Linked DNA regions of Homo sapiens: region 1 is linked to region 2. Evidence: read pairs that join two places in POLR2A ChIA-PET (ENCODE). Cell type or tissue: GM12878. All regions are shown on one strand. Region 1 overlaps ZNF609 (zinc finger protein 609). Region 2 overlaps CSNK1G1 (casein kinase 1 gamma 1).

The links. Peaks named below come from ENCODE experiments on the same cell type or tissue, not always from the same donor. Only the 100,000 strongest peaks of a DNase experiment are listed, where the experiment ranks them.
Region 1: POLR2A ChIA-PET joins it to region 2 with 6 read pairs; 4 of 35 experiments call an interaction of 5 or more read pairs at or near these places.

Annotation. Positions count from the first base shown.
Region 1 is chr15:64,644,234-64,649,233 of GRCh38, reverse strand. All of the region lies in intron 3 of ZNF609 (zinc finger protein 609), which reads right to left. Among named protein-coding and RNA genes, the nearest start is that of OAZ2, 57 kb to the left of the region's middle. In GM12878, no CTCF peak of the experiment used is centred here; no DNase peak of the experiment used is centred here; H3K27ac peaks cover 1,035 bases.
Region 2 is chr15:64,194,483-64,199,482 of GRCh38, reverse strand. All of the region lies in intron 10 of CSNK1G1 (casein kinase 1 gamma 1), which reads left to right. Among named protein-coding and RNA genes, the nearest start is that of PPIB, 34 kb to the right of the region's middle. In GM12878, no CTCF peak of the experiment used is centred here; no DNase peak of the experiment used is centred here.

The DNA.
Region 1 (5,000 bases), 450 kb before region 2:
ATTTTTTAAAAAACCACCAATATGACTAAATTGAGTCCTATCTTTCTGAAGCTTCATTTAATTTATAACAATTCTATTTTTTTTTTCTCAAAATTCATCTGGAGATAACAGTCACTATAGATATTTGACTTCATTGGGCTTACATTTAAAAATAATTGTCAGAATTTGCCCAACCAAAGCTGGAGTCATTTCAAATTCTTTCTCTTATGTATGTCTTGCTCCCAGACAAAATTTGCTGTATACTTTGCAGTAAGTATCCATCTTCCTTTTCCACCTATGAAATGAACAATTAGAAGCATCCTAGACCTTAACTGTTACTACACACTGAATCTGGCCACTAAAGTAAGATTCAGACTCCAATATAATCCCACTAAAATTGTGGAAGAAGTTTCCCAAGTCCTAATGATACAGAAAGGATGCTTAGTCCCAGATACAACGGGTTACATATTTGGTTGCTTTCCCTAATTTTTTTTTTTTTTTTTTTTTTTGGTATGTGGTGGTGGTCAGACAGTATTTCCAATAATGCATACAACTTATTGTGCTTTAACATCTTCTATATATTATCTCATATTTAATTCTCTCACCAACCTCCAATGTATAATCATTCCCATTTTACAGACGAGGAACTGGAAACTCAGAGCAATCTGTTCCAATGTTATATAGCTAAATAAGATGCAAAAGCTAGGATCTGAATCCCAATCAATATGACTCTCAACTAAAGCCTGTATGGTTTGTTTTGTTTGAGGTTAAGTCTCACTCTGTCGCCCAGGCTGGAGTGCGGTGGCATGATCATAACTCACTGCAACCTCAAACTTCTGGCCTCAAGAAGTCCTCCCACCTCAGCCTCCCAAATAGCTGGGACTACAGGTGTATGACACCATGCCTGGCTAATTTTTATTTTTAAGTTTTCAGTAGAGACAAGGTTTTGCTATGTTGCCCAGTCTGGTCTCAAACTTATGGGCTCAAGCGATCCTCCTGTCTGGCCTCCCAAAGTATTGAGATTACAGGTGTAAACCATACTGCATGGCCTTATACGTATTTTTAACTACGCTGCCTCACAAGATAAGATTACACTTTCTTGGTTCTCAGGAGCTCGTATTTTCGGTGTAAAACACTAAATGGTTTACGCACTGCACTTGAGAATAAAACTGTGGACTAAAGCAAAAGACATCAACACCTGTAGGTTTATTTTGGGCTGAGAAGCAGGTTATTGATTTTACGTTTGACCTATTTCTACCAGAAAAGAAACAGATGCAGCAATAAAGCTACATACTGGTGGCAAAGTGAAAGACACACAGAACAGGTGGAAGAAGCAAAAAGAAAATGTCCAAGTAGGCAAAATGCAGCAAGAGGATAAAAAGAGAAAAGGGAGTTTGGACAAAAACCGAAAAGTCCAAAGCTGCAAGGTTATTATTATGAAACACATAATGTGTCTCCTTGGTATGTGAGGTACTTTATTGATGATGTAAAAAATGAAGCTCAGCTCTTGAAGAGCTAGAAAATTTAAGAAGTATCTTTTTTTAAACCATATAAAAGATATAATGACTAAGTCCATTATGATACATCCTTAACATGGAATACTCTGTAGTTATTTAAAATGTTATAGAAGGTCATTTAATGTTATGGAAATATGTTACAGGAATATATTTCTCTAAACAAAGAAGATTACGAAATATATAGAGAAGGGTCTCAATTTGTTAAAAATATAAAATAAAAGAAGCAACAAAAATATATAATATAAAAATTCAAACATTGGTTATCTCTGGGTAATTTATTCTTTTCCTCTTGGTGAATTTTGACTTTGTCTCCTAAATGTTCAACAATAAAAATTGTTACTTTTTCCTTTTGAACCATCACAATATCTAAAACTTTTTCATCACCTGAAATAGAAACTTTGTAGCCATTAAGCAATAATTCTCCATTCCCTATGCTCCCCACGGCCCTTAATATTCTTTCTGTCTATATAAATGTATCCATTCTAGATACCTAAGTGGAAAAAATACAATATTTGTCCTTTCGTGACTGGCTTATTTCACTTAACATGTATTTTCAAGGTTCATCCACATTGTAGAATCAGAACTTCATTTTTTTTTTTTTGGAGACAGGGTCTCACTCTGTCCCCCAGGCTGGATGGCAGTGGTGTGATCACAGCTCAAGCAATCCACCTGCCTCAGCCTCCTGAGTAGCTGGGAGTACTAAGTAAGCCTAACTGACAACATCCTATACAGTGATAATGAGTTTATCACTGCACGTGTTACCATACCAGGTTGATTTTTTTTTTTTTTTTTTTTTTTGAGACAGAGTCTCCCTCTGTCATCCAGGCTGAAGTGCCATGGCATGATCTCGGCTCACTGCAACCTCTGCCTCCCAGGTTCAAGCGATTCTCCTGCCTCAGCCTCCCGAGTAGCTGGTACTACAGGCATGCGCCACCATGCCCAGCTAATTTTTTGTATTTTTAGTAGAGATGGGGTTTCACCATGTTGGCCAGGCTGGTCTCGAACTCCTGACCTCAAGTGATCCGCCCGTCTTGGCCTCCCAAAGTGCTAGGATTACAGGCGTGAGCCACCGTGCCCAGTTTTTTTTTTTTTTTTTTTTTTTTGAGATGGAGTCTTGTTTCCATTGTGCAGGCTGGAGTGCAGTGGCACGATCTTGGCTCACTGCAACCTCTACCTCCCAGGTTCAAGCGATTCTCCTTCCTCAGCCTCCCGTGTAGCTAGGGTTACAGGTGTGTGCCACCAAACTTGGCTAATTTTTTTTGTATTTTTAGTAGAGATGGGGTTTTGCCATGTTGGCTAGGCTGGTCTCGAACTCCTGACCTCTGCTGATCCACCCACCTCGGCCTCCCAAAGTGCTAGGATTACAGACATAAGCCACCATGCCTGGCCGCCATTTTGTATTTTTTTCTAGAGATGCAGTCTTGCTATGTTGCCCAGGCTGGTCTTGAATTCCTGGGCTCAAGTGATCCTCCCATCTCAGCCTCCCAAAGTGCTGGGATTAGAGGCATGAGTCACTGTACCAGCTTTCATTTCTTTTTGTTTGCTGAATAATATTCCATTGTATGGCTATACCACATTGTTTATCCATTCATCTGTTGATGGACACTTGGGTTATTTCTACCTTCTGAATATTGTGAATAATACTGTCATATATTCACATACAAGTTTTTGTGTGAACATCTGTTTTCCATTCTTTTAAGTATATACCTAGGAGTAGAATTGCTGGATCATATGTTAATTCTGTTTAGCTTTTTGAGGATCCACCAAACTGTTTTCCACAATGGCTTGTACTCATTTTATGTTCCAACCAACAGTTCTCAAGGGTTCCAATTTCTCCACATCCTCTTGAACACTTTTTATTTTCCACATTTTTGATAACAACCATCCTAGTAGGTATGAAGTGGTAATTCATCATGGTTTTTATGTTCATTTCTCTTATAATTAATGATTCTGAGCATCTTTTCATGTGATTATTGGTCATTTAGATATCTTCTTTGGCAAAATGTCTATTCAAGTCTTACGCGCATTTTTGAATTAGGTTGTTTGGGTTTTTCATTGTTGATCTGTAGGAGTTCTTTATTCTAGATATTAATCACTTATCAGATACACGATTTGCAAATATTTTCTCTCATTCTATCTTTATTCTCTTGGTAGTATCCTTTGATAAACAAAAGTTATTAGTTTTGATGAAATCCAATTTATCTAATTTTTCTTTTGCTGGCTTGTGCTTTTGGTGTCATAGCTAAAAAATCAGGCATTACTTTTGAAATAATAAAATAATTTCAAAAATTAAAAAAAAAAATCAGAGGAAAAAACAGTTGCTAGTTGTGGGGCAGAAAATGTAGGACGCCGAGTGCAATGGCTCATGCCTGTAATCCCAGCATTTTGGGAGGCTGTGGTAGGCAGATCACTTGAGCCCAGGAGTTCAACACCAGCCTAAGTAACATGGTGAGACCCCATCTCTACAAAAAATAGAAAAATTAGCCGAGCATGGTGGCACACGCCTGTAGTCTCAGCTACCTAGAGGGTTGAGGTAGGAGGATATCTTGAGCTCAGGAGATGGAGGTGGCTGTGAGCCAAGACTGCACCACTGTACTCCAGCCTGAGGAAGGAAGGAAGGAAGGAAGGAAGGGAGGGAGGGAGGGAGGGAGGGAAAGAAAGGAAGGAAGGAAGGAAGGAAGAAAGGAAGAAAGAAAGGAAGGAAGAAAGGAAGGAAGGAAGGAAGGAAGAAAGAAAGAAAGAAAGAAAGAAAGAAAAAGAAAGAAAGAAGAAAAGAAAAGAAAGAGAGAGAAAATTTAGGAGAAGATATAGCTCATTATCTCTGAAATTATGCTTTGAATTCAAAGCACAGTAAGGGTAGCTAACAAAGTCTGTTTTAAGCATTCATACTCCTCTTCTTATTATAATGTGACTTAGTAGATGATTGCCTGGTCCAAAGACATGTATAATAAAAACAAAGCTACCCATTGGATCAAGAGCTCATCCATCAATTTTGCCCACCATCTATGGATGGCATTGCAGGTCACTTGGATAGTATCCACTTTGGACTTACATGCAAGACTTAGCAACAGTCCTTGGGCACCAAACCATTTTATAAGTTTTCTGCAATTTACAGTTGAACCCTCAGACTCACATATCAAGGCAGAAGCTCTGGTAAAGGTATACTTAGGTATGTAACACTGGATCCATCATCTGTTATATTTTAAAGACCTCTGATTCTTTTTATTATTTTTCTTTTTGTTTTTTATTGACACAGGGTCTCACTCTTGTCGCCTAGACTGGAGTGCAGTGATGTGATCATAGCTCACTGTAACCTCACACTCCTTGGCTCAAGTGATCCTCCCTCCTCAGCTTCCTGAGTAGCAAGGACTAGAGGCACACACCATCATGCCCAGCTAATTTTTAAATTTTTTTTTGTAGAGATGAGGTCTTGCTATATGTTGACCAGGCTGGTCTTGAATTTGGCTTAAAGCAGTCTTCCCAAAGTACTGGGATTATAGGTGT
Region 2 (5,000 bases):
GAGGAAAAGAGATGATTGAAAACTTCGGTTGTCAGGGTAAAAACTGAGTAGTGAATTTCAATGTACTTTTAAATGAAAAGTCTCTGACCACAGTATATAATTATTTAGGAAAATCTCATCTGTATTTAACTACTATGCTTATTTTTGAAAAGTTGAATCTTGAATATCTCTCTTTGATATATATTTTTTTCTCTTTTTCTTTTCTTTTTCTTTTTTTTTTTTTTTTTTTTTTGAGAAAAGATTTCACTCTGTTGCCCAGGCTGGAGCACAGTGGCACAATCACAGCTCACTGCAGCCTCAACTTCCTGGGCTAAAGTGATCCTTCCACCTTAGCCTCCTGAGTAGCTGGGACTACAGGCACACGCCACCACGCCCAGCTAATTTTTTTTTTTTTTTCGTATTTTCTGTAGAGACAGTTTCACTGTGTTTCTCAGGCTGTTCTCAAATTCCTGGGTTCAAGCAATCTGCCCACCTCTGCCTCCCAAAATGCTGGGAGCCACTATGCCTGGCCCTATTTTTTTAATTTTAGAGTTTTTAGTATCCTGTGGCTGCTAAGAGATTGGAATTCCTTCACGTTGATGTAAATGTTATAACGCCTTCCCACCAGGATTCTGAATCCTTGCTGGGTAAAATTCTTTCTGCACTATGCACTCTGGGTAATGGATTTCTAGTGTCTGTTCAACCTTTGGTCTATGTTAATATTACATTTCTTCTATCTTTAGGATTGTTTTCTTATGCCCTTTTTTTTTTTTTAAGAAAATTTGCAGCCAAATCTCTCTCTTATTACTCTAAGAATTGAAAACAAGATGATTTTCTAGACTAATTCCTTTCAAGTTTTGAAATTAGCAAAAGAAAAATACAGTTTCTCCTTGAGCGAGATTGACAGGTATTGACTTTAGGAACAGCTAACCTTTCATCAGCAACTTTGACTCAGTAAATCTGAGCTGAGGACCTGCTATGTGAAACTGTATCCTGTGGGCCAGGGAAGGTGGCTCACACGTGTAATCCCAGCACTTTGGAAGGCTGAGGCGGGTGGATAACTTGAGGCCAGGAGTTCGAGACCAGCCTGGCCAACATGGTGAAACCCCATCTCTACTAAAAATACAAAAATTAGCTGGGTGTGGTGGTGGGCGCCTGTAATCTCAGTTACTTGGGAGGCTGAGGCAGGAGAATTGCTTGAACCTGGGAGGCGGAGGTTGTGCAGTGAGCCAGTGCACATGAGACTGTGCCACTGCACTCCAGCCGGGGCAGCAGAGACTTTGTTTCAAAAAAAAAAAAAAAAAAAAAAAAGTATATCCTGTGGATACCAAGTAGGGAGTCCTTGTCCTCAAAGAGCTGACAAGTAGATAAGCCAAATGGACAGATAACTATAACACAAGGCAGAACAGATAAGCATCCCAAGTTGCAAATTATTATCATCTGGGTTTGGAAGAAGAAATTTCATCTAGTCTGAGCAAGACAAATAATTTGATGAGAGAAGCTGCATTTGACATGCTTTTAGCAGAATTAAATGAGATGGAAGAGGCATTCCAAGCAGAAGAATATATGATCAACAACAAATGTTTTATCTAGTTCAGTTTTCTAAAATATATGATGCGAGTAAAGGAGTCCTAGGAGACAAGGCTAGGAAAGTAGGTTGAAACCATTTGGTGAAGCTCCTGGAATGCTGGGCTGGCGAGTTGGTGCTTATTTTAAGTAGGAATAGGGACTAAAGATTTTTAAGCAAAGGAGTGATATGATTAAAACTCTGCTTTTGAAATCTTTTGGCACAGAATGTGGTACTAGTCTGGCAGCAAACATGGAAATCATTAAGCAGGCAGTGAATTCCCTTGAGATGTAGAGGGAGTCTAGATGGGTTATAGTAGGGCAAATGAAACAGAATTGAACAATGCTACAGTGATATAATCTACCAGAATTGGCAGCCCACATGAATGTCAGGATTAAGGGAGAAGGAAGAGTCAAAGCTGTTGCAGAGATCTTGAGCCTGGATAATTAGGAGGCATGTGGTACTATTACTAGAGATGGCAAAGTTGGGGGAGGAACTTGTTTGGAATTTGAATTTAGGCATCTTGAGTTTGAAATACTAGCAATGTATTCCACCTGAAGAGGTCTAGCAGGCAGAGGATGGTTCTCCAGAGACAACTAGAGAGATATTTGGGAGTCAAGGCATAGAGATGACATTGATGATAATGCCTAAAGAGTCTCCTTATTCTGGGAAATCTGAGCCTAGGGCTCAACAAACTGTTTAGTCTCATACTTACAGTAGAAGGAGAAAGAAGAGCTCAGACCTTGGTTTTATCTTATCCCAAAACTTTGGCCATAGGACATTTAACCTATTTAGGGTGTCAGCATTCTCAAATTGGAGCCTTGTAAGAGCAGAGGTTTTTGTTGTTTTGTTCACTGCTTTAATTAACCCTAACACCCAAACCAATGTTTAGAATAGTGGGCACTTGATGCATACTTGTTTGAATGAATGAGTGAATGAATGAATCTGCCAAATGAAGGGTGCAGATGTAAATAGATATTTTTTTATAGCATAGATTTTTATTTAACCTTTATTGAAAAATAAATTTTAAGCTTTTCTTCCTACTCGTTTTTGTTTCCACAAAGAGCCATTTTGCCTCTGTTTGGCAGCTAGAGTAGGGCTGGATTGTCTGCTCAAGGGGAGGGGTGTTTAAAAAAAAAAAACACACACAGAGCAGTCTTTTGCAGCAAAGAAAGTTCAGGTGATTGCTGGGCATGGTGGCTCCCGCCTGTAATCTCAACACTTTGGGAGGCCGAGGCGGGCGGATCACCTGAGGTCGAGAGTTCGAGACCAGCCTGACCAACATGGAGAAACCCCATCTCTACTAAAAAATACAAAATTAGCCCGGCATGGTGGTGCCCGCCTGTAATCCCAGCTACTTGGGAGGCTAAGGCAGAAGAATCACTTGAACCCGGGAGGCAGAGTTTGTGGTGAGCCGAGATCGTGCCATTGCACTCCAGCCTGGGGGACAAAAGTGAAACCCGTCTCAAAAAAAAAAAAAAGTTCAGGTGATCTTATTAGTTCTTTTCCATCACAACAAGAATCCTATTTTCCTTGTATTCTGGGAAAATTTTGCTTTGCTTGTTTAGATTTTAGGTATATTGAATTGAGTACTGTTTGGTTTATCTATATACAATAATAAATCCCAAATATGGTTCCTAAAGGACTGCATTTAAACTCACATATATTGGATCTGCCTTTTAAAACTATCTTTATTCCAAGCACTTCTTTTTTTTTAATAGAGATGGGATCTCACTCCACCTCTCAGGATAGAGTGTAGTGGCGTGATCACAGCTCACAGCAACCTTGACCTCCTGGGCTCAAGCAATCCTCCCACCCCAGCCTCCCAAACAGCTGGGACTATGGGCGTGAGCCACCACACCTGACTAATGTTTATTTATTTTTTGTAGAGACAGGGCCTCCTGGTCTCAAACTCCTGGGCTCAAGTGATCCTTCTGCCTCAGCCTCCCAAGTAACGGGGATTACAAGTGTGAGCTACCATGCCTGGCCAAGCACAATTTTTTTGAACATAAATTTTACCTAACTAGAGAACTATAATTAAACTATGAATTTGGATAGAATAAACGTTCCTAAAAGCTAGATCCATTCAGAAAGATCCCAGTTGAGTTAGTCTTTCCATCATTTTATACTTCGTGTTTGTCCTTTCCCAGTACCAAAAGTTGTAAATCTTGCCATGGGTCTGATTCCTCTCTAAAGAACTGCGTATTACAATCCGGCAGAAAGGGGATGAAAACCTTAATAGTTCTGCCTGCTTGCTTCTACCTGGCAAAACGTCCTTTGCATTATCTGATCAAATTCAATCAGGAAGTAAGTCCTGCCGGTATCCACAGATCTGATATTAGAGTACAACATATTGTACTGTCATAGGTTTTATTCAGTGTGCTTGTTCAACACAGTAAATGTAGACTGTTGCATTGACTACTATGTGCATGCAGCAGCACTCTTCCTGCCCTTTCAGTACTTTAAATCCAAGCTTGTGACAATCCTTACGTAAATGCTACATAAACATTACACCGCAATGGTTCAGGAGTTATGATAGCGTCTCCTTTTTCTCTGGCTGACCTCTTTTATTATGGTGGGTTTTGTTGTGGGTATGTGAAAAAGAAGGGCTACTTAGTAACTAGCAGGTTAGAGGAACAGATCCCATTTTGACAGTGGAGAGAGTCATATTGACTATTAAAAGCTTTTAAATGGTAACAGACATGGTATCCTACCCCAAAATGTCACTTACTCTTTTTTGTGTTTTTGTATGTGTAGCATAGGTGTTTTGTTTTGTTTTGTTTTCATTCGCCATGTGAAAAGAGATGCGTAGCATATGTTTAAGGGAAAGAATTTATTCTTTGTAATTTTGTACTAGGTGGACTGTTCCCTTGCAAATTCTCCAATTTGACTAGGAAAATATGAATCAAAGATCAGTAAAGGTAATCTCTCATCCTTCCAAAAGAACCATATTTAAACTAACTCAATACCTTATAATACACGGAAAAATAAACGCAGAATTTAAGAGTCAAATCATGTGAGGTCTGAAGAAGATATGCCTCCAGTAAAAGAGTGTTTTGGATTTGTTTGTATCTAGACTGTAAGGGAATACATTTAAAGGACATAAAGCCTTAGAAAAATATATTGTGGCTGGCTGGGGTCGGTGGCTCACACCTGCACTTTGGGAAGCTAAGGCGGTGGATCACCTGAGGCCAGGAGTTCAAAACCGGCCTGACCAACATGGTGAAACCCTGTCTCTACTAAAAATACAAAATTAGCTGGGCATGGTGGCTCATGCCTGTAATCCCAGCTACTTGGGAGGCTGAGGTAGGAGAATCGCTTGACCCAGGAGTCAGAGTTTGCAGTGAGCCGAGATCGCACCACTGCACTCCAGCCTGGGCAATAAGAGCAAAACTCTGTCTCAAAAAAAAAAAAAAAAAGAAAAGAAAAGAAAAGAAGAGAAAAAGAAAAATAT